Regions from separate parts of the Homo sapiens genome. Here all the other regions are linked to region 1. A link is a loop called in an ENCODE intact Hi-C map of the cell type or tissue named here. Cell type or tissue: dorsolateral prefrontal cortex. All regions are shown on one strand. Links, peaks and the distances in the headings refer to the core of each region. The heading gives the core; the rest is flanking DNA. Region 1 holds the start of FAM13C (family with sequence similarity 13 member C). Region 2 overlaps FAM13C (family with sequence similarity 13 member C). Region 3 has its middle 100 kb from the start of FAM13C.

Evidence for each region. Peaks named below come from ENCODE experiments on the same cell type or tissue, not always from the same donor. Only the 100,000 strongest peaks of a DNase experiment are listed, where the experiment ranks them.
Region 2: it touches region 1 in a loop (2.7-fold over the local background); 8 of 110 quality-filtered maps call a loop at or near these places.
Region 3: it touches region 1 in a loop (2.3-fold over the local background); 5 of 110 quality-filtered maps call a loop at or near these places.

Annotation. Positions count from the first base shown.
Region 1 is chr10:59,357,845-59,366,088 of GRCh38, reverse strand. FAM13C (family with sequence similarity 13 member C) reads left to right here and starts at 3,540. Exons shown (of 14, transcript NM_198215.4): 1 at 3,540-3,690. The coding sequence starts at 3,629. LOC124902428 (a long non-coding RNA gene) reads right to left here and starts at 4,190. Exons shown (of 2, transcript XR_007062148.1): 1 at 3,706-4,190; 2 at 2,575-3,021. In dorsolateral prefrontal cortex, for the core only: a CTCF peak has its summit at 3,487; DNase peaks (open chromatin) are centred at 2,888, 3,518 and 5,120; H3K4me3 peaks cover 4,504 bases; H3K27ac peaks cover 5,000 bases.
Region 2 is chr10:59,278,906-59,287,149 of GRCh38, reverse strand. FAM13C (family with sequence similarity 13 member C) reads left to right here. Exons shown (of 14, transcript NM_198215.4): 6 at 3,703-3,787. Among named protein-coding and RNA genes, the nearest start is that of FAM13C, 80 kb to the left of the region's middle. In dorsolateral prefrontal cortex, for the core only: no CTCF peak of the experiment used is centred there; DNase peaks (open chromatin) are centred at 1,940 and 3,629; H3K4me3 peaks cover 3,704 bases.
Region 3 is chr10:59,459,797-59,468,040 of GRCh38, reverse strand. No RefSeq gene overlaps it. Among named protein-coding and RNA genes, the nearest start is that of FAM13C, 100 kb to the right of the region's middle. In dorsolateral prefrontal cortex, for the core only: a CTCF peak has its summit at 2,780; no DNase peak of the experiment used is centred there.

The DNA of each region.
Region 1 (8,244 bases), core at 1,105-6,104:
TTTAATTTAATCTTCATAAGAACCCATAAAATAGGTCATTATTATCTTTATTTTACAGATGAGAAAATTGAGGCAAAAGAGGTTGTTCATGTTTAAACTATTAGTAAGCGGTGGGTCTTGAGTCTTGGCAAATCTGGAAATTTCTTTCTTGACCTCTACACTGTTGCTTTATATTTTGCATATAGTCAAGTCAATACATTAGAATTAACAATTTTACAATTAAACTAAACTATTGGTATTAGATCTGATATTCAGATATTGGTTTTAGAGCACTGATAGAAAAATGAGCATTTAAAATTGAGCACTTTTAACATGTTAAGTGAATTAACCATATTCAAATCTAGCATCTTCATTTTTCCTTTATTTTACTTATATTGTATACAATAGAATTGTACATATAATATACATTATGTATTTTACATATATAAATATGCAATATATTTATATTAAAAATGTTATGATGTCAGGGACTGTGTCTGTCTTATTCATAACTATGGGATAGTGATAAGCATGTAGAATCATTTGTTCATTCATTCGTTTAATAAATATACCACTTAATTCCCTTTGCATTTTTTTCCTGATATATTCAGGAGTTATTTTCTCAAAATTCCTAGTTATACATGATGCTAATTGATGATATATTTAACAAAAAATTATTTTGGTCTTCAATGAATTTGAGGAACACTGTTAAAAACAGATGAAAAACTTCTCTTTGCTACCTAATGTGCATTGTGAATTTATAATATGCATCTTTTCCAAAACTTATTTTTGACCATGTAACTTTTAAAACATTTTCCTGGATTTTCTGGAGACTAGAATTTCACTGCCACTTGGGAAATACTGGCCTAGAACTTACTTCTTCATAAACTCAATATTAATTTTTCTGCTCCCCTTTTCAAACCCTCCTGGAATTGTTCTTTAGTAAAGCTGAGGGTCTCCAAAATAATCATATGTTGTACGATATTCATCAGTATTGTCCTATTCCAAGTTGAACAGTACAAAACATCATAAAAGCCAATTAAAAAGCCACTTACAAAGACAATTTCTAAACCTGATTTAAGATGAAAACAAATGTCATAAGAATTAATTGAGAAGTAAAAATTAAAATGGTTGATTTTGTTATATACTGCCAAATAATGTTTTTTCAGGGATGTTTTGGTTTTTATCCATAATCAACTGTATCAACCAGTTGTTTTCATTGTATGTGGGTACTGCCTAAAACCTAATTTTGGTCCTTCCTATTCACGAGTTGCTGAGAATTTTTATTTCTTTTCCTTGGACATTATTGAATACTTGCATTTATTGGGTACATTTGTTATTTCATTTTATTTTCAAAGGGCCCAATTCATTTCATAGAATGAAAAAAAAACAGTATTTGGCAGTATATAAGAAAATCAACCATTTAATTAAGGTTGTTCTTAATTAAATGTCCAAGTCCTATTTCAAATTAAAAGCATTGAACATTTCCATTACAAGTGGATCACTGGGAGTATTTATAGGAGAAAAGTGTGATCTTTCTCCACACTGGAACACTTGGAATAAACACCATAGTCAATGAGTACAAGGGGTTTCTGGAAATTAACAACCATATGGGAAATTAACAACCATGTAATCTATGAAACCATAAGTCAGTCAGAAGGCTGAATATAGACTTACCTTCATCAGTCTGAATAAACAAAGAACAGATCTCACTTTGAAATGGCTAAATAATGAATACAGTGAAGCAGCGATGTCTCTTACTCCTGAACCTAGCTCAAATGAAATAGTAGGTGGCTTCGGAACAAATATGTACTGTATAGTTATACATACAAAGGATTAATATTCCTGAACTTATTTTAGTCCATAGAATTCAGTCTAAGACCATATTAGGTTTTTATTTAGCTGATTTTAAAAATATTTGGAGAGAGGAAAGCAAAATTGCAAAGAACCTTAATGAAACCTGTTTTTCTTTGAAAACTCAATTTTTATTTTTCAAGGTATAAATTTAAAAAGTTAAAATACAACTCTCATACAAACATAGGCAGGCAGCAGAGATCTATTCACTTATTAATGGGGAAAACTGTAAGATGATGAAGCTGGTTCCAAAAGCATTTTGAGGATCTGTGGATTTACAGGTATTTAGAAAGAAAGTTTGGTTAGATGCAAAATGATTATTTGGTTAGATGCAAAATTGGTTATCTTCCTATATTGCAATAAAATCATAAACGCTGCGATTATCTTTTTCTCTGAACAGGCTGAATAAAATGTGCAAGTGACCACAGAACTTCACTGTGGCTGGAATCTAATCAATAGTGAAGAGCAAAGCCAAACACAACTGGAGAATTAACTGGCCCCTGGGTGGACTTGTTAACCGATGTCTCAGTTTGACATTGAAAGGTCATGCTCTTCCCCATTATTTCCAAGTTTTGGTAAAGTTTTTAATTGCCCAATTAGAAAAATTATGAGTTTTTTGTTGTTATGTTAACTCATTAACTTACATAGGTTTGGACTAAAAACCACTATCCTAGCTGCTTCTGGGAGTAGAAAGATTAAAAAGGGGGATGGGAATCTTATTTCAAAATTCAAATAAAATAATTCAAATTCAAATAAGAATCTTTAATAGATGCTACATCCCATATCCAGGTCAACATGGCAGGAGAAATGAACAATACAAAGAGGGCAGAACAAATATCCCCAAGGGAAAGAAGCCAGTGGGGGGACTGACAGTCTTTCCTTTCCCTAACAAGGCTGCCTTTATTCAAAGGGATAGCGTTTGCGGATTCCGTCTCTCCATCCTTTGTAAAGGTGCTAGCTAGGGAGCTGAGCTCAAGCGGGCTGCTCTAGGCATAGCAAGCCCCACCCCTTGCACGGTGTCCTAATCACCAGCTAACCCCTGGAATAAATTCTCCACTCGCCCTGCGTGGGTTCATTCACAGCTCTGTAGTCCGGGGCTGGGCGCTTCCTCTCTGGGACTGAAATAAGAGCGCTCTAGACAGATCAGGTGTGATGCAGCCAGCCCTGCTTTAGAGCCTATTCTTTTTCCTAGGCAACAAAAAACACACACACAAAATAAAACACCAAACAGCAGCAATATCCCCCTCCCCCTTCTTGTTCTCTCCTGACTTTTTCTGAACGATGGATGAATCTCTGCGAGCCTCCATCCCTGGGGGTGGGGTGGGAGTGTGGGGGGTTGGGGTGAGCTCTGTAAAATTGGTAGGAGACATGTGGAAGAAAGCAAGTCTCCCGGGTATTTCAGCACTTCGGCAGAAACACTGGGGCATTCTCATTGCCAGCCTCGGGGGGTGGCTGGCACAAAGAGCCCAAGATTAAACGCGGCGCCTGGGCTGGCGAGGTCGGGGTCGTGTGGTAACTCTCCAGGTGCTCCTCGCTGGATCCCGGGGTCCCAGCCCCGCCGCCGCGCCCCGCCCAGCTCTGTCCCCGCAGCCTCGCGGGCTGCCGGGCTTTGTGGTTCGCCCGTGCCGCTGGGCCCCTGCTGGGGGTGTCGTTACGAGCATGTGCAGACAGCAGCCCAAGGTAGAGCGAGCGTGCCGGGCGAGCCCGGAGACTTGCCTTGCAATGCCATGTTTGTGTATGTGCTCTAACTCCCGGAGAGCAATCAGGGAGACGGCTCCCCGGCCAGACTTGGCTGATGTTTTCTTGTTTCTGTTTCAGCCTTCAGGATAATTCCTTCAGCAGCACCACTGTAACAGAGTAAGTGATTCTTACCATTAAAATTAGACTTGCATGCCTTTCTCTGGAAGCAACTATCGTGAAGGTATCCTCCACCGTTCCCAGCCGCTGTTCGTTTTAGATGCATTGTCTCCCGGAATCTGGGGCTGTGAAGACCGTGAGACGTGCTGACTGGTGGGGCCCAGAAATCTTTACAGGTTGAAACCAGCATTTTAGCAGCTGCGGGAGAGAAATTAAAACCAGCTGATTGCTTGCAGGAGCTCAGTGCTCCAAGATATGTGTTCTTGGAGCTCAGATTTTTAAAAATCCATTTGATGTGTTAGGAAGCTTTGTTGTATTTTGCCAACATTGGTGTCAGTTTTCATGGAGTGCACACTATATACATTTACAGCAATAGAAGATAGATGTGAAATGAGCTGAATTCCAGCATGTGGTAAACAGGCTAAACTTATCTTGGCCCTCTCTTGTCTACAGATTTTTAAGGCATATCAGAGTAAACTTTTTGTGCATGCCCTTTGTCATGTTTGTCTTCTGACTACAGAGATGTGACTATGGGACGAATGAGTCACCTAGTCCTATGGTTAAAGCTGTTGATTAGGGCAACTAACACCCTTCAAACATGGAATGAAGGAGTGTGAATGAAGGAGCGTACCAGCAAGCACAGTATTTTTTTAAAGATATTTATATGCTATAGTTTTAATTTTTGACATCCCTTCCTTAATGTTTTCCTAATATTATACTATATTTGTTAAAAATTAACAGGTAGTGTATTTTGCTAATACTGTATGTAATTTATATATACATATATATATATGAATATGTACTTCATCTAGCATTCTTTCTCTAGGCTAATTCATGATGTTTACTTCTGGGACCTTTGTAGAAGCCACTCTAAACATCTTTTCAGGAAAAAGGCATGTGTAAAGTTGTATCCTCAACTACATTTAAAAAATGTTATGAGTTTGATGTAGAAGGCTTAACTAACTGGGGAGCTGTTTGCTAAAATTCCCTAAAAAGCAAATAAATGTTTTGCTTTTGGCTTCCAAGTCCTGCCACTATCACAATGACTTGGTGAGGGAGGGATAAGGTTTACAGTGCTTCCTAGGCCCTCTTGTTTTCCACATTCTTTTGTTTCTCTCTTTTGCTGTGCTGCTCCTTTAGTGTCCAGTTTTGAGCAGACTTAAGTGGAGTCACTTAAAAAAAAAAACAGGATTGACTTTAGAAGAAGCAATGTAAAATACTCATTTGGACCCACATTCTGTTTATAAGATTGCTTGGTAACCTGTGCTGCAATGTTGCTTTTCTAAAGGCCTGAGAGAAGGGGAGAGAGGTGTGCCAAAGTGTGCATCTGCAGGCCGAAGATGAGGCCTGGACTTCCTGCTCCAGGTGCACAGGTACTGCTCTCCTCCCTTTGCTGTGCTTAAAGTACTAAGTGCTTTCTGGCCCCGATTCTCAGGAGCCTGGTGTGGCCAAATCCTCGGTCAGTCACAGGCACGGCAGGTTCAAAATGGAGACACTTAGCTCCAGATTTCACGTGGACTTTTTTTTTTTTTTTTTTTTTTTTTTCTGTAGAGGTTTCGTGGTTAAATGCTGGGGAGAGCCTGGTGCCTTGTCTTTGGACACTCCCCAAGGAGTTCTGATTGCATAAGATCATGTTTTTACTTTCAGAGGAGTGACAGTGATTTATTTTAAAAGGCACTGAGAGATAATTGGTATGCCATTTGGCTAATATAAAAATCTAAGGAGCCTATTGAGAACATACCAAAAGCTTCATAGGTATAACACATCATTGACTAGGACTGTTTAAAACTAGTCATTGCCACAATAACATTTTCCCCTCACCTCAGTAATATGACCCATATCCCGTGCTTCTCTGGGCATGACCCCATAGCCCTCAGGACCAAGGTGCTATATCCTGAGACACAGACATAGCAGGTTCTCAGGAAATGTTTGGGTGTGGTCTTGGCCTACACGGAGGAGGGACTTTTCTCCCCTCTATGTTCTGGATACAAGAAGAGCTCCTCTGCCTCCTGTCCCCACCCCATTCCTACATCCTTCTACTCACACCCACTTATTTTCTTCGATGCCTGAAATTTCACCTAGAGATGATTTCTTTGGATGAAGGCCTCTGGTAGTGACCCTTATTAAATTGGAAATTAAAAAGTTTGTGCCCTTGGGAAGTGGATTCAAATTGTCATGAATACTTTAATATGAATTATTTTACCTAACCTATTTTCTAACCTGTTATGGTTATGGTTATGCTTGGCCAGCTGGGAGTCCTAGAAGAGTCAAGGGGAAAGGGAAATTGGGAGGGACTCAAGGACAGATTTTATTTTCTTCTTGGTTTTTCCCAGCCCTGGCACTATCTATGCAGCTCTAGACAAATTCAATTTCTTTTTCCACCCCAATGTTTTCATCACAATGGCCTTGGCCTTTTCTTCCCTATCTGTGGCACCTTTTCATCTAATATTTTTCCATGGTCAATCGTGACATTGCCCCAGCTAACTTGCTATTTTAAATGAAGCCTGCAATAATTCTGATTAGTTATCATTCAAACCAGTGGTTCTCAAAGCTAACTGATCATCAATATCAACTGGGGAAGGGGACTGGAGCTTGTGAAAATTGCAGTCTCCCAGGTTTTATCTCAAAGTGGGAACCCAGAATGGGTGATTGTATTGGTGTCAGGACAGTGCTGTTTTGGGGTTTGGAAACCTTTAGGTCAGTGTTAAATGTTTAGAAACATAGTAGTTCTATAGGTAGGCAGTCTGTTTTAAAAATCCACATTCCTGGGCTCTGCCCTCAGAGAGTTGATGTAGTGGGGCTGGAGACTTCTGTTTTGACCAGGTACTTCAGGTAGTGCTAATGCAAGGGGCCACATTTTGAGAAAGCCCACAGGAGGCTGTACCTCTGCAACTTTGCCTTCAGGGAACATGGTACTACAGGGCAAGTGTAAATATCTTTATAGCACAACTACATTTTATCTAACAGTCAGTCTGAGGCCTCTCTTCTGTTTTAGGCAGCAAAAAGAACTTCTTGTGGGTATTTCTTTCACCACCATTATTCTAAGAAATGGCATGCCCTGTCTCTTGTGATCCTCTGGCATATAGACTGAAGAGATTATTTGTTTCTTGCTTTTTGGGCTTAATGTGGTGGAGCAGAAACAATCCAGGCTTCACCGATTGAGGCCTTGGGATCTTGACTTACAACTTAGCCCAGGTGCAAAGATAATTCCTACCTTGGAGCATTCTCAGGCTGGATTGAGATTATGTGAAAGAGCAGGTGAGCTGTGAAGTACCACACAACTTTTTCTTGTTTGTGGCTGATTGAGGGAGCAAAAGTTCAAATAGGAAGCAAAGTAGCAACCCTGAGCATTTCACAAAGAAATAAGGGGTTTCAGGGAAAGGACAGAAATGATTTATTAATTGAATAGAAGTTGATGGTCTTTACCAAGGTAAATGAGAACTCAAATGAACTAAAAGAGGTTGTAAACATGTGCCATGTAAGCCAGGAGGTAGCTCTATTTCAGTTGCTCTATCTGTGAGCTTGGAATTGTGTTCTTTGAGTGGCAACTGGAGTTGCTTAGTAGACATGAATATTGGATCAACTAATCAGCTCCAGCTTCATACTTCAGAATCTTCTCCAACTTTGTATGTTTTGGTGCCAAGTTTCCATTTTTAACTGATTGTACTTTGAGGAGAAAGATTAATAAATCAAATGAGGGGGAAAAATAAGTTCTTGCCAAATCCCCAAACAATAGGTATTGTTGAGCTCCAGAATTGAAGCTCCAAAGCTCTGCTTAAGCCCTAGATCTTTGAAAGCAACAATTCTAGATTTTTGTTCTTCATTGATGTTGCTACTTTGCTATTGAAAAACATTTTTATCCACATTACAAAGCTCAGGTGATCTATTAGCTGAATGCTGCTAATGAAGGGGAACAAAGCGGTACTTGGGGATTTGTTTTCCATGAGATGGACAGAGTGGACTATTGGCAAGAAAGTAAAGAAGGTTGGTTTATTCTAGTCAAAGCAGCATTTTTTTTTATGAGACAGAGTCTCACTCTGTTGCCCAGGCTAGAGTGCAGTGGTGTGATCCCGGCTCACTACAGCCTCCACCTCCCAAGTTCAAGTGGTTCTCGTGCCTCAGCCTCCTGAGTAGCTGAAACTACAGGTGTGTGCCACCACACCCAGCTAATTTTTGTATTTTTAGTAGAGACGGGGTTTTACCATGTTGGCCAGGCTGGTCTTGAACTTCCAACTCAGGCCCACCTTGGCCTCCCAGAGTTCTGGGATTACAAATGTGAGACACTGCACCAGGGCAACCAATTTTTTTAATTGCCAGAGGTAACAAAATATTTCAGTAAGTAGAAAGGGTTAGAGTCTGTGGGTGGCCTTTGTTTAACTCACTACAAAACTATAAATTAAAGATTTTAAGGGAAGAGGACTGGATTCATTCTGTGGGTTAATTATACACCATTGCCAGTAAAGAATACTTTAAAATGTTAAATTATTTCATATAGTATAAACAGTATATTATGGTTATATTTATGTATGCAGGCATTTATTTGCTTTATTTTTG
Region 2 (8,244 bases), core at 1,609-6,608, 79 kb after region 1:
GGTCAGGCTGGTCTCGAAGTCCTGACCTCAAGTGATCCTCCCACCTCTGCCTCCCAAAGTGCTGGGATTACAGGCGTGAGCCACCACACCTGGCCTTTTTTTTTTTTTTTTTTTTTGAGATGGAGTCTCGCTCTATTGCCCAGGCTGGAGTGCAATGGTGCGATCTTGGCTCACTGCATCCTCCACCTCCTGGGTTCAAGCGATTCTCCTGTCTCAGCCTCCTAAGTAGCTGGGATTACAGGTGCGTGCCACCACACCCGGTTAATTTTGGTATTTTTTCGTAGAAATAGGGTTTCACCATGTCAGTCAGGCTGGTCTCAAACTCCTGACCTCAGGTGATCCACCGCCTTGACCTCCCAAAGTGCTGGGATTACAGGTATGAGCCACTGCACCCTGCCACCATTTAAACATTTTTAAGTGTGTAGTTCAGTGACATTAAGTACAGTCACACTGTTGGGCAACCATCACTACCATCCATCTCCAGAACTTTTTTCATCTTCCCAATATAAAACTCTGTACCCATTAAACAATAGCTCCCATCTCCTCCCTATGTCCCACCCCCCAGCACCAGCTCTTGATAACCACCATTCTACTTTCTGTATGATGAATATATATATATATATATATATATATTTGAGATGGAGTCTTGCTCTGTTGCCCAGGCTGAAGTGCAGTGGTACAATCTCAGCTCACTGCAACCCCAAACTCCCGGGTTCAAGCAATTATCGTGCCTCAGTGTCCTGAGCAGCTGAAATTACAGGTGTGTGCCACCATGCCCAGCTAATTTTTATATTTTTAGTATAGACGAGGTTTCCCCATGTTAGCCAGCCTGGTCTCAACCTCCTGGCCTCAAGTGATCCGCCTGTCTCAGCCTCCCAAAGTGCTGGGATTTACAGGCTTAGGCCACCGCTTCCAGCTTCGATGAATTTTACTACTCTAAATATCTTATGCAAGTGGGAGTATACAGTAGTTATCCTTTTGTGATTGGTTTATTTCACTTAGCATAATGTCCTCAAAGTTTATACATGTTGTGGCATGTTGCTGTGTCAGAATTCCTTCCTTTTGAATGCTGAACAATGTTCCATTGTATGTGCATAACCACGTTTGGTTTATCCATTCATCCGCTCATGGACACTTGGGCTGTGTCCACCTTGTGTTAGTCTGTTAGTTCTTCCATAACAAATATCAGACTTGGAAACTTAAACAACAGAAATGTATTTTTTCACAGTCCTGAAGACTGGAAGTCTCAGATCAAGGTGCCAGCAGGGTCAATTTCTCCTGAGCCTCTCTCCTTGTCTTGCAGACAGCTGCCTTCTCACATGGCCTTCTTTCTGTCTGTCTCCCTGGTATTGCTTCCTCATCTAACCCTAACTGCCTCTTTAAAGGGGCTGTCTCCAAATACAGTATCATTGGGGCTTAGGGCTTCAATGTATAAATTTTGTAGAGACACTATTTTATCCAAAACATAACTCTTGGTTATTGTGAGTAATGCAGCCATGAGTGTGAGTGTATGAATATCTGTTCAAGTCCCTGCTTCCAATTGTTTTGGCTAGATATGCAGCAATGAAATTGCTGGATTATATGGTAATTCTATTTTTAATATTTTGGGAGCCCATCATTCTGTTTTGCATAGTGGCAGCACCATTTTGCATTCCCATGGCATTATTTGTTAATCTTCAGGGTAGTTTTGCTCTTTTTGAGAGGTCACTGATTTCCAATGTCCTTCAGTAGGAAACTTGCCTAGAATCTTTGTTTGCCTCCCAGCTGCTTGTTTACTAAATAGTAAATCCTCCCAGAAACTTGGTGTGCCTGTTCCTTCAGCAGCTCCTGTCAACAACCTCAGTTCTTGCTTCCACACTCAGCTGCTGGGAAAACTTCCCAGAATGGAGGAGGAAGCCAAAAAAATGGCCCAGTCCCACACAGGTGCTTCACGTGAGCTATGGGCTCCCAGACAGCAGCCGCTGAGCTCTTAGGAGGTTTGCGCCGGGTCCCACCCCATCTCCAGGCATGGCAGAGGTGTGATCCTGAGCCTGCCTAGGCACCTGCTCCTTTCAGAATGGTGAAGAGACAACAGATTTTAGACATCCCTTGGTGGGCAGCTTGTAAAACACTACTGTAGGTTCATACTCACATCAACAGAATGGATCAAGTGGTGTGTGTGGGACTCGATCTTGCATGGAAGGGAGGAGTTGGGGTGTGAGAGATGTTGGATAGATGTCTATGTGAGGAGAGGTGTGAAGGTGTGTATGGAGCAGGTGTGTGTGTGTGGACAGTATGTGAAGGCATGGGAATTGGATGTGGGTGTGTGTGAGGTGGGTGTGCATGGGTATGTGTGGAGTAGGCTGGGAGGTTTCGGGGGCTGGATGTGAGGGTATGAGGTATGTGTGGGGTAAGGGTGTGTGTGTGTGGAAGGTGGGGTGTTTTTAGGTGTGGGGAGTAGGGATGAGAGTATGGGGGTTTGGTATGAGCGTCTGTGTGGAGTAGGAGGTGAGGGTAGGTATGAGAGTGCATGTAGGATGGAGGTGATCACTAGGGGCTGAGGGTGTACATACGTGTGTGTGTGTGGAGTAGGGGGTGAGGGTGTGTATGTGGCAGGGGTGGGGCTGTGGAGTGGGAGTGACACTGTGTGGGGGAAAGGATATGCAGAGGGTAGGGTGTGAGTAGGTGTGTGTGTGCCTGTGTGTGTTGGAGGGTCCTAGCAGGGAAAGGACCAGTGGCTCTGCTCCCGGTGCCCACCCCTGCTGGAGCTGGGAGGACAGAAGAGCAGCTGAGACCTGCAGAACCTTCTCGTGGAGAGGGAGAGAGCCTGGCCAGGGACTCAGGCTGACTCACTTTCACCTGGTCGGAGGAATTAATTTGCTGGCATCTGCATCATGGCAGGATGCATGCGTCAATCTGTATGACTTTGTTCTTATTAAGAATCATGGGAGAAATTTTAAATGAGAAATGAAGAGAGTGGGTGGGAGGTTATGCTGAGGGCTATGAAAGATAAATTGCTTCTTCCTCAGTGGCTAGGTTATGCTAAATGACCAAGGTCATCTCCCTCCACCCTTTTCTTTCACCCTGTTCTCATGTAAGAGAAGTAACTTTAGAAGACACACACACACACACACACACATACCCCAGCATACCAATGTGGACTAGGGAGCCTCAAAGCCCCTCCCAGATGCCAGGCAGCCTCTGCAGCAGTAACTCTTTGTGCACTGCAGTTTGCTGCAGTCTTTGCTTTGGAGGGATGATGGCTTTTATGAACGGTAGCCAGGGAGGGACCTAATGTCTTCTGCTTCCTGATGTCAGCACAATGAATGAAACACTCAAAGCGTAAAGCCTCAAGCACCCGGGAAGCAGATATCTTCTCAGATTGGTTCTCCAGATGCAGCGTCTCTTGCTGATGAAATCACCAGTCCCATGTGTCACAGATAATCCATATACGTTAGGATTTAAATGAGGCAGAAACTCAGCCTGCATGTGGAATGATGCGTATATGATTCTGGCACAACCAGTTCTTTCCCTGAAGCAGCTGTTGCCACCACCCTCTTCCTGCCAGGCAGTGGAGGAAGGTGCTTGCGGGAGCTGCGGACACACTGTTGTGTGTTAGGCATCTACTTAGCTGGCCTCATGTTCTGCTTTTGCTGGCAGAATTCCTTGCTGAAGCTGCAAGCCCTCGAATCTGATCTGTGCTCTGCATTTTTAACAAACCAGGAAGAAGCTGCTCAGGTGCATGGAGTCAAGGACCCGGCGCCAGCATCAACCCAGAGCGTGCTTGCCGATGGGACAGATTCTGCAGGTAAGATACAGGGCTGGGGGTTGTCCCAAATTGTACTCTCAAGGTAGTTCAGTCTCTTGCTGGTTCACACTCAGCCTGAGCCCCTGAGGGAAAACAGTGCCTGGGGCAACATGAAAGCCCAAGAGGTGCTTCTGAGTTGCCCAGGAGTTGCTGAGGGGGAGCAGGAAGGATTGGGATTTGCTATAACATAGACCTGTCTAGATGCGGCCAAGAGTCACACTTACACAAATGGGTGTCATTTGTGTAAGGTGAAAGTACCCATCACAACATCTAGTCTTCATTTTCCCATTTGGTCTCCTGGGACAAATGAGTGCTATGCTTATTTTATATTACTGGACCTAGATAACCTGTGCTGTCTTGAAATTCTTCTTTTTGATGTGTTGAGGATGGGGAAGTTTCCATACTGCTACTTCCTTTCCTGTTAACTGCTTGTAAGATGATCCATGCATGCAGGGAAAGTGGGGGTGAGTGGTCCACTGACAGCTCATTCTGATCCTGTATTGTCTTGTTTGGTTTCCATTTTTTTTTTTCATTAATTTCCTTGTCAAAAAGTCCCAAATTGAGTCTCAATTTTCTGTTAGTCTCTGGCTTTAATTCCGGGGATGGTAGATTGGCTAGCCAACAGCAGGCAAATTAATGTTCCCAGGAATATTTGGAGAGGAAAGAAACACTGATTTATATAAGTGAGAGCACAGCTTATGTTTTCTAACATAACAAAGAGGTCACAAGTTTGCAGACTGGTTTCCAGATAAATGGTAGAAATAGGCTTAGGGAGCATTCTTCATGAAAGGTCCTTAATCTCTAGGAGTTGAAGGCAAAGATTTACACAGGTAATCTGTTTCAGTACCATTAGCAATTGTACATTTTAGATACTCCTGTTGAAAGCAGACCCCATAAATATATACACCTACTATATGCCCAAATTAAAAGTAAAAATAAATGAACAATTTAAACAAATTTTAAAGAAAAAAGAAAGAAAACAGACCCACATAGTCTAAGCAGGTAAATCAGTACTCTCCAGTGCTGGAATGTGTACTAATAATGGTGGCATATAATAGCTACTAGTAGTAGCTACTATCATTATTTAAAACATTCTATGATCCTGGCACTGTTCTAAGCACTTTTTGTGTATTATATTAAATACTTAAACTGACCTGTGAAGTACTACCATTCTTCATAAGACACTGAAGCCTAGTATAGCATTGCTGGTGAGTGGTACATTGTTTCCCTATGGATGCAGGTGGCCAGTTGGCTGTCTTTGTTGCCCAGTGAGCTCTCCTGCTCTGTTGGCCATTATGTTTGGATGAGTGGCAAATAAAATTGAACAGGAGCCAACGTCAAGCCAATTAGCAATTTCAGTCAGATTATTTAGACAACATCCCTTTTCTTCCCTCAACACCAGATTCCACTCCCTGCAAACAGACAACATATTTAATACAAAACACATAAAGAAGTCTCAAGCCAAGTACAAGTTAACTGTTGAGTTATTTGATGATTTGGATTAACTATACAAGTTTCTGACAAAGTGTTCAGTAAAATATTTGTTGCATGTTGGATGTGGATATATTTTTTCTTCTTTTCATCATGACTTTTATGTGTCTTCCCAACAATTAAGAATAGTTTTGGATTTTCTAATTCGGCATGGGCAAGATTTTGTACAAGCTTATTATCACTTGTTATAAAATGAAAATAAATACAGGGTTTATGTAGGGATTGCTCACACGGAGGAACTAGCAATGCATTCCATGTTAAATATCAAATGGCAGAGATGTGCAGAAGTCTCTTTAGAGAGGAGGCTTGTGGGTTGCATGCTGGATTTTCCAAAATGTAGATGAATCTGAAATGTCTCAGATCTCCCAAGAGAGTCTAGAAAACTAGATTGTAGAGACATCTAGAAAACTGATGTTTCCAGGGACCTAAGGAGTCTCTTCATTTGGCAGGGATATTGCCAAAGTGACAGGCAGTTGTAAGGTGCCTTTGTGACTTAAATTATGGGATGGTTTGGTCTCACTGGGTTCTTAGATGCACTCTTACAGGAAGACCATGCATTTTTCTAATCAATGAGTCACTCAGGGAAGAAATTTATGCTCAGATCCATGGTTCTTAACTCAGGGATGGATTTCTAGAATGATCTTTGGACACCTTAAAACTTTAAGTTTTTTCATGTTAGTCCTGGTGAGAGGATGGTTGTGTAAGATGAACACAGATGGCCATAGTCCATAAAAGATTATAGTAACTTATAAACAGTTTTCTCTTTCTTAACATCTAGCATTATCTCTGAGCCTTACATGTATACAAATATTCAAATCATAATTGTTATAAAAATTCAATTAGTAATTTTTGATGTCAATAACATGGACAAAATCCGTGATTTTGAACACGGATTTGAACATGTGATATGAACAAGTGATTTTCATAAGAATACCTGGATATAATATGCTGTCACTTAACCATAAATAGCAAACATTCAAAGGATAAATTCATGTGACCTAGTGGGTTTCAAATTCACTATAGACTTGATTGGCTTTAACTTGGGTTTATGGGTTGCCAAGATCAGTTCCACCTAGTAAGAGACTTGACATGCTCCCCTGTCCTAGACAACCAGTTGTAAACTGCATATGCAGCAAGAACGCATTTCATGGTACCCCTGGGGACACTGTATTCTAGATACTGTTCCAGAACCTTCTTACAGATCATAATTACCAGGAAGCTTTTCCAATGTGGAGATTCTCTGGCATCCTCTCTAGACAGTCTAGGATGAAAGTCCTGGAATCTGTGTGTTTCATAAACCCTCCTGAATAATAGAACCACACTATTCAAGTGGACAGTGTCTTGAATTGGGAGATAATGTCAAGTTCTGTCTGACTCTGCTGTACCTCAATTTTGCCAACGGGAAGAGGCTCACAGATCACATGGGACTTGTAACTCAGGGTCTGTGGCCAGTTGGCTCCATCTGCTTACTTATTTCAGGAGGAGAAAGTCCAAGGGTTGGGAGTGAGTGGGATGGGGATATAGGCAGATTTGAGGAATAGAGGGCCCTTAGGGAAAAATTGATGGAGAGGAAATTGGCTGCAAGGCAGCTTGGGGCCATACAAAGGGTAACCAACTGGATTGGTTTGCACAGGATTGTCCTATTTTTAGCACTAAATATCCCACATGCTAGGAAATCTTCACTCCCAGATATTCCAGGACAGTTGGTCACCCTACTTGTAGGTTGCAAACCACAACCTGTGAGACAGAAGCTGTTATAGACTGAGTCTTTGTGTTTCCCCAACAACTTATTAAAATATATGTTGAAGTTTGGAGGTGGGACCTTGGGAAGGTGATTAAGCCATGGGATTAGTGCCCTTATAAGAGTACAGAAAGCTAGCTTGCCCTCTTCCCTCCATGTGAGGCTGTAAGAAGTCAGCCCTCTGCAAGCTGGAAGAGAGCCCTTATCAGAAGTTGACCAGGCTGGCACCTGATCTTGAACTTCTAGCCTCCAGAACTGTGAGAGATAAATTTCTGTTGTTAATAAGCCACTCAGTCTATGGTAATTTGTTATAGCAGCCAGAACTGACTAAGGCAGAAACCCACATAATAGGCTCAAAATACCTCTAACTCTATCAATATCTTCTTACAGCTGAAGCAAATATTTCCAGCATGGAATTAGTAAGCACCTATTCTGATGTGATTGAACGGAAAATGGAATGAGGATTGTCTTTTCCACTGCTTATGATTTTAGAGTGTGGAGAAGGACTGTTCATGTTCCACATGACTCAGCATAGTAGCCTTTGTTCTGTCTGACCAAGGATGATTGATGGTTTGGAGTTTTAGCAAAAACTGTCACCAGAATAACTGCACACCTATTACTAAAAATAATAATTCCATAGCAGTACTTTATTATATTTTTCTAAAATCTTGATCTTCAAATTGAACTTTCAATTTGGGTAAGACACTAATGTAGTATGTCTATTTAGAGTCTACAATTATTCTCATGCAGAATTCTGCATAATCTATAGGTCTCTTCCAAAGTTGAAGTTGACATAGGTCAGAGTCAACCAGAACCTGACCTTTTCGCTCATATTTCCAGACACTGTCCACTTGACCAGAAGTTTTCAATTAATTGGAAATGCTTATCAAATTTACAGCTGTCTGAGATCCCTACCTTAAAATTAAAAATTAAAATATAAAGATGAGGCCTAAGAATCCCTACATTTGAAAAACTCCCTTGATGATTCTGAAGTGCAAGAAGGTTCAGTAATACTTTATAGAACACGGTGCCACTCCAGGGGTGACATGAAATATGTTCCTGCTGCAGGTGCGATTTAGAAATAGATTTCTAGAATAGGAAAGCATTTCAGGTATCCTACTAGGAGCATCTGGTTATCCATAAAACTTGATATTTCAGCCTATGTGGGGGCAACCCCAGATAGTCTTTGAAAGTCAGTAAGAAGAGATCTTCATTCAACCTCAGA
Region 3 (8,244 bases), core at 1-5,000, 100 kb before region 1:
AACAGAGTATTCCCAACTTCTTTCTCCTGTCCCTTAGAAAATTGCTGCATTTTTATTTATTTCAGTTATACATATGATATAATCACACAATTACTACTATTACTTTGAAAAAATCTATTTGCTCAATTAACAATAAAGAAGAAATAAGGTTTAATTTTACCTTCACTTATTCCTTCTTTGATGCTTTACTTTTTAAAATGTAGATTTGAGTTTCTGACCTATATCACTTTGCTTTTCTCTGAAGACCTTTTTTTCTTAAAAAAAAGTTATGATTTTCAGGGCAGGTATGTTGGAGATAAATTCTTTCAGTTTTTGTTTGTTTGAGAAAGTATTTCTCCTTATCTTTTCAAGGCTAATTTTGCTGGATATAAAATTCTAGGGCTTTTTTTTTTTCTAACACTAAATATTTCACTCTGCTCACTTCTTGCTTGCATGATTTCTAAAGAAAAGTCTCCTATAAATCTTTATCTTTTTATTCTCTAGGTAAGGCTTTTATTCTCCTCTGGCTTCTCTCAAGTTTTCCCATTTGTCTTTGGTTTTCTGTAGTTTGAGTATGATATTTCTAGGTATAGAGTTTTAAATTTTTATTTTGTTGGTGTTCTCTGAATTTCTGGATCTGCATTTGGCATCTTTCATTAACTTTAGAAATAATATTACTTTAAATATTTTTTTTACTCTGTTGTCTCTTCTTTTTTTGGTATTCCAATTATGCTACATTACATCCTATGAAATTGCCTTACAGTTTTTGCATATTCTGGGGGTTTTTTTTTCCATTTCACTTCAAAAAGTTTACATTGACATATCTTCAAGTTCACTGAATTTTTTCCTCAGCTGTGTCCACTCTACTCATAAGTGCATCAAAGCCATTATTCATTTATCTTACAGTGTTTTTTATTTCTAGCATTTCCTTTTGATTCTTTCTTAGAGTTTCCATTTCTCTCTTTACATTACACATCTGTTCTTGCAGGTTGCCCACCTTTTCCATTAGAGCCCTTAATATAATAATCAAAGTTACTTTAGATTCCAGGTCTTATAATTCCAAAATCTGTATCATATCTGAATCTGGTTCTGATACTTGCTTTGTCACTTCAGAATTCATTTTTACATTCCTGGTAATTTTTGTTGAAAGCCAAACACGATATAACTTGTAGTAACAAGTGAGAGAAATAGACTTTTAGTGTGAGGTTTTATGCTGCTGTAGCTATGAGTTATGTTGCTTATAATGTCTGTTGTAGCTGTAGGTGCTATGAATTTCAAAATCCTTTAGTGTTCTTCTTTTTGTCCCCATTGCTGTCTTTGGGCTTTCCAAGAATTCCTTCTTAAAACAGTCTAAGTGGTAATCCATGTTTATACTGAGGCCCTATTGAAGTGATGCTAAGGAGTGAGTAAGGGGTCGTATTCAGTAATCTTAAGATTAGCTGAGTTTTTGTGGGCCTGTGTCTTGTGGGCTGTAAGTTTCACTACAACTTCTTTTTTTCCCCTCTTCTTGCTCCTCGAGTGAGATAGAAGGCTAAAGAGATCTGGAATTGGGTATTGCTCCTCTGCCTATATGAGATAAGGTTCTGCTGAAGTCTTTTTCACTTGAGCAGAGCAAATTGTTGTGAAGAACACACTGAAAACATTTCAAAATGATCATTTTCCCCCTTCCCTTGCTAAAGATATGAGGTGATTTTTTCTTGGCTCTTTATTGTGGGAACCTGGTGAGGTTCCTGGAGGTAAAATCTATCTATGAAAGTTGGGTAGGCCTCCCTAAGACTTGAGTCCCCAGGTTTTCTCATTCTCATGCTAGCCTACATTCAGCCTAGAGCAATTTATCCAAATAACTATTTAGGTAGTTCTACTAATGTATGACTCCAGTAACTTCTGCTCTGGGCTAGCTAATCTTGGCTGTGTTTCTTCATATTCTCATCTCTCCAGATTTCAGAGTGGCTGTTTATCCTGCGACTTCAATTTTCTGATGGTCCAAGAAAAGTTATTGATTTTCAGTTTGTTCAGCGTTTTTTTTTCTTGTTCTAAAGTTCGGAGCGACAATTTCTAAGCTCTTACTTGTCAGAACTGAACATGAAAGTCTCTTAACATTCATTTTTTTTGTGTTTGAAAACTTCTTCAAACAAGAGGCAATGACAAATGGTCCTCTAGAAATTTAAGCTACAGTTATTGTTAAAATTTTGTGAATTTGATAGATTGTTATCATCTTGGAAAGGATGGAAGGAATTTCAGCATTTTGAAGTGTAAAAGTAGAGACTGCTTCTGCTGTCTGATGGGCTAGCTAAAGATGTGTTTCCTTCTGATCTGAGGTGAAGCTAATTGGTGAGATATAATGTGTTTATCATAATTAAATTTTCAGTGTAGCAACATGAGTTATTTATCCCCCTCTGGACACTTGCAGAGATAGACCATTAAAAATCTTCTACCTTTTGCAAAATGTACAGGAAATAAAATAGCATTTCACCTGGTACTTTCCTGATCTGCAGGTATCAAACAAAGGGATGTGAAAATGGGAAATAGCAGCATATTTGAACTGTCAGGAGATACACTCAAGCTTAGTGGCTGGAAAATTACCACAAGTGTGCACATGCAGTCTTACAGAGGACATTAACAGGTGGTAGGGTCAAGGCAATTTATTTCAAAGTGTCTGCAGTCCTCAGAAAGAAATAAAATCACAACTTGATGTGATTAGTGAGTATCTAACTAGGCTGTGATACAATCATGAAATCCCAAACTGAGAAAGACCTATAGGGAACAAGGTGGTGGTTTTTGTTCTGTTAGATTTTATCAGAAGCAGCCAGAGGGCAGCACAGCAGTTTCATTTCAAATGGCAAAAAAGCTCTCCAAATGGACTCTTATGCCAAGGAAGTGAACCACAGATGGTGTTTCTTATTCAAGGTTCACAGACACCTCCCACAAACACCAGACAAAGATACAGTCAGGCATTCAAATGAGAATAAGAAGAAATATCTAGAATTCAGAGAAGCTGACTAAAAAAATGGCAGCAAAACCTTCATCTACCAATAATAGCAGGTAGGAAAAAGATGGGCAATGAGAAAATAGGCAGATTTATTAAATAGCACCCTTCAATCTTAAACAGAACTGGGAGAAAAGTTTTAAAAACAAAATAATTTATGGCATATATCTAATTTTTTAACTCACTCACCTAAATACCTTTTGGAATCTGTTTTAAAGCCAAGCCAGCATTAGCCCAATGGCTTGCACTGTCTGCCCATCTACTTTCAGAAATGACCCCTGAAAAATTAAAGTAGAGAATAATGACCCTGAGCCCATAAAAACAGATTTAATTTCATTCACCAGATTTGTACTCTTAAGGATGACTCATACATTTTAGAAAGTTTATTTTTGCAAAAGTTGATTTGCCTAATCCTTAGGTAATCAGAAAATCTGATTAAGAAGAGAATTCCATTATCATTTACTATTTTTGTTAGTGTATTCCTTTTATCTATTGTTCTTTGGCCTGGACCATTGTCAGTTATATTCAAAGACATTTGGGATGTAACATTTGGTCCATGAAGCAGAGTGGGTTAAATCGAGATTAATTTTTCTTAGTTTATAACAACATAACAAATTTAAACTAAGCTAACAATTCTATTGCATCATTTCTATAATCACAAGCTACTGTCCAGTAAGAGACTTGATCCATAAATTTATGGGCCATTTTTTTCTGAACCCTAAGTCAGAGTTCATGTTATGTGTGAGAATACTTTTGTGGATAATGATAGATTTGTCAAAATGTTAGATTTTCCTAGAAATTCAAGATGTATATTCACTGTATCCACCATTACTCTTCCATTGGCTTGGAAAAGTTTGGAGACCTCACTAAGAGACGGCCCAATCCATTCATTCACGCATTTAAGGTTCAGCCTTTCCAGCTGTCCAGGAAATCAAATAGAGCAGAAGGTCATCTGGTTGGAGTTGCTTCATTTCTGCATAACACATGTGCAAAGCACTTCCTAACTAGAAGATGAGCCTATCTTAAATGTCACTGTGATGGAGAAGCATGTTCTCCCTTTTTTGACAGATGATTCACTTAAGTCTGGGTCGCGGACTTTCCACCACCTGGCCTTGCCTCAAATGAAGTTTTTGACCAGTTCAAAACCTGTAATTAACAAAAGCAAAAGGTTTTGGTTGCTTCTGATTCATGTTAAGGTCAACCAGTGGAAATAATAGTTCCAGGCCAATTTATAAAGGCTGAGAATGTCAGTAGTTACTTGTTTTGGAAAAGTGAGCAGACAAAAATAACAAAGACAGAGGCAAGGGTTCAAGACTTGGTATTTTGGTTTGTTTGTTAGACATTTTTCCCCCTTGGGAAGTGCTGGTGTGTTTTGTACTTTTTCAAAATATCAATGTGGAGACAAGAGTGTGCTTAATTTGATGACATATGGAAAGCTACTTATCAGTCTTTCACCTCTTGCATTTTAATGTGGTTATTACTGTAATATTACCATTATCATGCTTGCCATCATTTTTACTCATTTAATTATTTCATTCAATAAATATTCCTAAAGTATCTATAAGTGAAAAGCACAGACAGCATGACTGCTCTCCTTTTCCTCTGCTCCTCCATGTCCCCCTTTCAAATATATCTTAATAACTACTAGTCATTTTTGGCATTTTTTATGATTTAGTAAACAACAAGTGTTAACCGGTAATCTATAAGGTCATAAGCAGTATAGACCTTTTCATGGCACGAGCCACTCCTGGACACAGTCCTGTATGTGTGTGTATATGAATGTATGTATTCATATCAGGTCAACTCTGATCTCAGCACCCTTGTAAACATCCTTTCCTGCTAATTATTTCTTCTTCCTTTCCTCCCTGAATATCTGCATCACAGGCCTGAAGGGCTTTATGTCTTTATGTGTCAAGTGGATATAAAGCAACTCAAGCCAGATGACCTTCTGCTTTATTTGAATGTCTGGACAGCTGGAAAGATTGAACCTTAAAGGAGTGAAGGAAAGAAAGGAAGGAAGGAAGGAAGGAAGGAAGGAAGGAAGGAAGGAAGGAAGGAAGGAAGGAAAGAAGGAAAGAAGGAAGGAAAGAAGGGATTGGGCAGTTTCTCAGTGAGGTCTCCAAACTTTTCTAAGCCAATAGAAAAGGGTAATGGTAGATATAGTGACTATACATCCTGAATTTCTAGGCAAATTCATCACTTTGAAAAATATATTACTATTTACAAAAGTATTCTCAAACTTACCATGTACCCTGATTTATGGTTCTGAAAAAATAGCACATAAATTTATATCTTTTCAAGATGGGAGCTAACAGTTGCTTAGTTGTTGTCACTCAAAGGATGTTTTCCTATTCATGGGGAATATTTGAAGGGTAAAAAGTCTTCAAGATTCAAAGCAATATATCTCTAATACAAGAATTTCAGGTTACTTGAGGTCTTGGTGGAGATAGATTAGTTTTTGGCCAGAGGATGGCCTGGCACACCTCATTTCATTTCACAGCAAGCAACCCATCACCCATTCTGCCTATAACTAAGGTCCAACTGACCCTCTTCATGTACTTGACAGCTGATAATTCCTTCAGACTCTGCCATGCACATCTTCTGGGTGTAGTGTATTCAACTGAGGCAGAGGGGAATGGAAGAATGCACTAAAGCTGTACTTAAGAGGCCAAGTGTTAATCCTTTGGGAGTAAATTCTTTCGGGTTGGATTCAGCACCAGTTTCATGTTTGGCATCTGGAAGTTATAGATTCTATAGTACTTTGAGAGTGGAGGCTGTGTCTTATAAAACTAAATATCCTTTCAAGCACCTTATACAAAAAGGTGCTCAATAATTCCTTAGTGTTACAGAGTTATAAATACAGTGGTTGCTCTGTTAATCAGAGAGAAATATATCTGTCCTGATTTTTGTCTGTGTGAATTCAAACATCAGGAACCAATAAATCAAAGATGATTACTTCCTTTGCTTTTTTTTGTTTTCAATTTATCAGAGACACTGAAAGTTATTTTTGGATAAGGATATGAGTATTAAAAATAGAGTATACCAAGAGAGATGAAAATCAATGCATTAAAAGAAAACAATTTGGATTTTTTTAACTATTTGGTAAAATACAAAAACAGGAGAAAAATCTAGTCAATGATAGTTTTATATAATAAGACCTTTTATCCTTCTAATGAGAATAATTTTATTATTTTTCTTTCTGATTATGGAAATAATACACTCACTGGGGAAAAATGCAAAAAAAAAGAAAAAGGTTAAAAAATTTACCATCTGGAAATAACAACCATTGACATTTTGCTAGATAGTCTTCCATTTTTTTTCAATGGCTGTTACATGTAAACACTTTTCTGTTTTTTCACAAAGATGGAATCACTTTAAAACATACAGTTTTGTAACTGCCCTTTTTGCCCTACCTGTAATTGGGTTTACATAATGATAGTGAGGCAATTATATGCCACTAATTCACCAGGACCAATGGACATTTATGGTGGCACCACAGTGTTGCTACTGCACCTTATTGCTAACAATTCCTTATTGAAATTGCTTGCTCTTGATAGGCTTTCCACAAGGTGCTTTCAGGCCTCTGAACTGAGGATGCCCAGTGGATTTTAGAAATTCCTGAGTGATTGTCATATATGTTGGGCCTGGGCTGCTACTTATCCTGGTTATTAAGAAATATCTAAATTCTCAGGCTCCCCTTCTTTAGGAAGGAACAGGCTGCCCCTTGGAAATGGGGCAGTATTTTTTGAGAAACTGAAATTAGTTTTTTAGGCAAATTGAAAAAGTGCATATCTTGCTTCCCACCATTTTGCTTCATATCCTGCTTAGCCCAAAGGATTTAGAAATCCTTTTACATTTATCCACATAGCTCAGTTACTTTTCAGAAACATCCCACTTCCCAGAAATACCAGATAAATATTTATTGAAACCCATGTCACGATGAATTTTCTTTCTGCTAATAATAATATTATCTTATGTGCCGTAGGAGTGGGGCACTTTAAATTTAGAAACAAGGATTTTTCTGCAGGAAGACTTGCCATGTGGGTTCAGCTTGTGGGTTGTTCGTCAATTATCTTTTTTTTTTTTTTGGAAATAAATCCATTTGCTGACTTAACGCCAACTTGCATTACTTTGATTTTGCTGCTGAAGCAGGGAGAAAAACTAGTTTCTCTAAATATTTTTACAATATTTCACTGAATTTTGTTTTGACATCACAGAAATTTTGGAGCTAGAAGGAATTTAGAAACCGCAGAGCTGTGGGTCCTTGGTATTCTTGAAGGAACTTAAGAAGTCCATAAACCCTCAGAAATAATATACGAATGTGTGTGCATGTGTGTGTGTGTATCCATTTTTCTTGAGTACCAAAGGTCAAGTGTTAGATTAGATTCCCAAAGGAATCCATGATGGAAAACATGGTTAAAAATTACTCAAAGTCTTCATTTTGAAAAGGAACAAATTGAAATTCAGAAATCTTGCCCAAGGTCAGATTTTGAGTCAGCTTCTATGACTGTTTAAATTACTTATAGTAACCAAATTAAATATAAATGCAATGTTTCTATGCATATCAATGTAATTTTTCAATCACTTTAGGTGTTTCAGAAAGATAACAGGTTGGTATGAGAAGTTCTACATTTGCATTCTGGTTCTGCCATGTAACTTGCCAAATCTCTGAATTTCTGTTTCCTGATCTATGAAATGGAAATGAAAAATACTCCCTATAGAGTTCTTTCACGTTTTAAGGAGTTTGTGAGTATAAGTGTGCCTAGCATAGGCATAGAGAAGACCTAAGTATTACAGAGTAAAACCTTGCTATGGAACATTAAGGACATAATTTAGAGGGTTTTATTCTAACAAGTGGTTAGGCAGTACTTGGAGCTTAGTTTCCATTTCTTCAGCTGTAAAGTAGACCTAAGAACAGAACCTTCCTTCTAGGGTTGTTCTGAGAATTACATTAGATAATTACTCACAGTGCTGAGGACAGACTGTTTAATGTATTAGTGCTTAATAAATCTTAGCTATACCAATTAATATTTTCTCAGCATTTTGTAGTGTATCATTTGATTCCTTTAGATCATAATAATAACCTTATGAGTTGGTATATATCTATACAAACACATATACACACAATATATACTGTTAAATAAATATGCATTTATAATAAAAATATTAGGTTCCATTATTTTCTACTTTTGCATTTTCCAACCCTCCACATGGCACATGTATTAGTTTCATAATAAAAAAACTCATATTAAATTTTATTTAAAAAAAATCACAACATA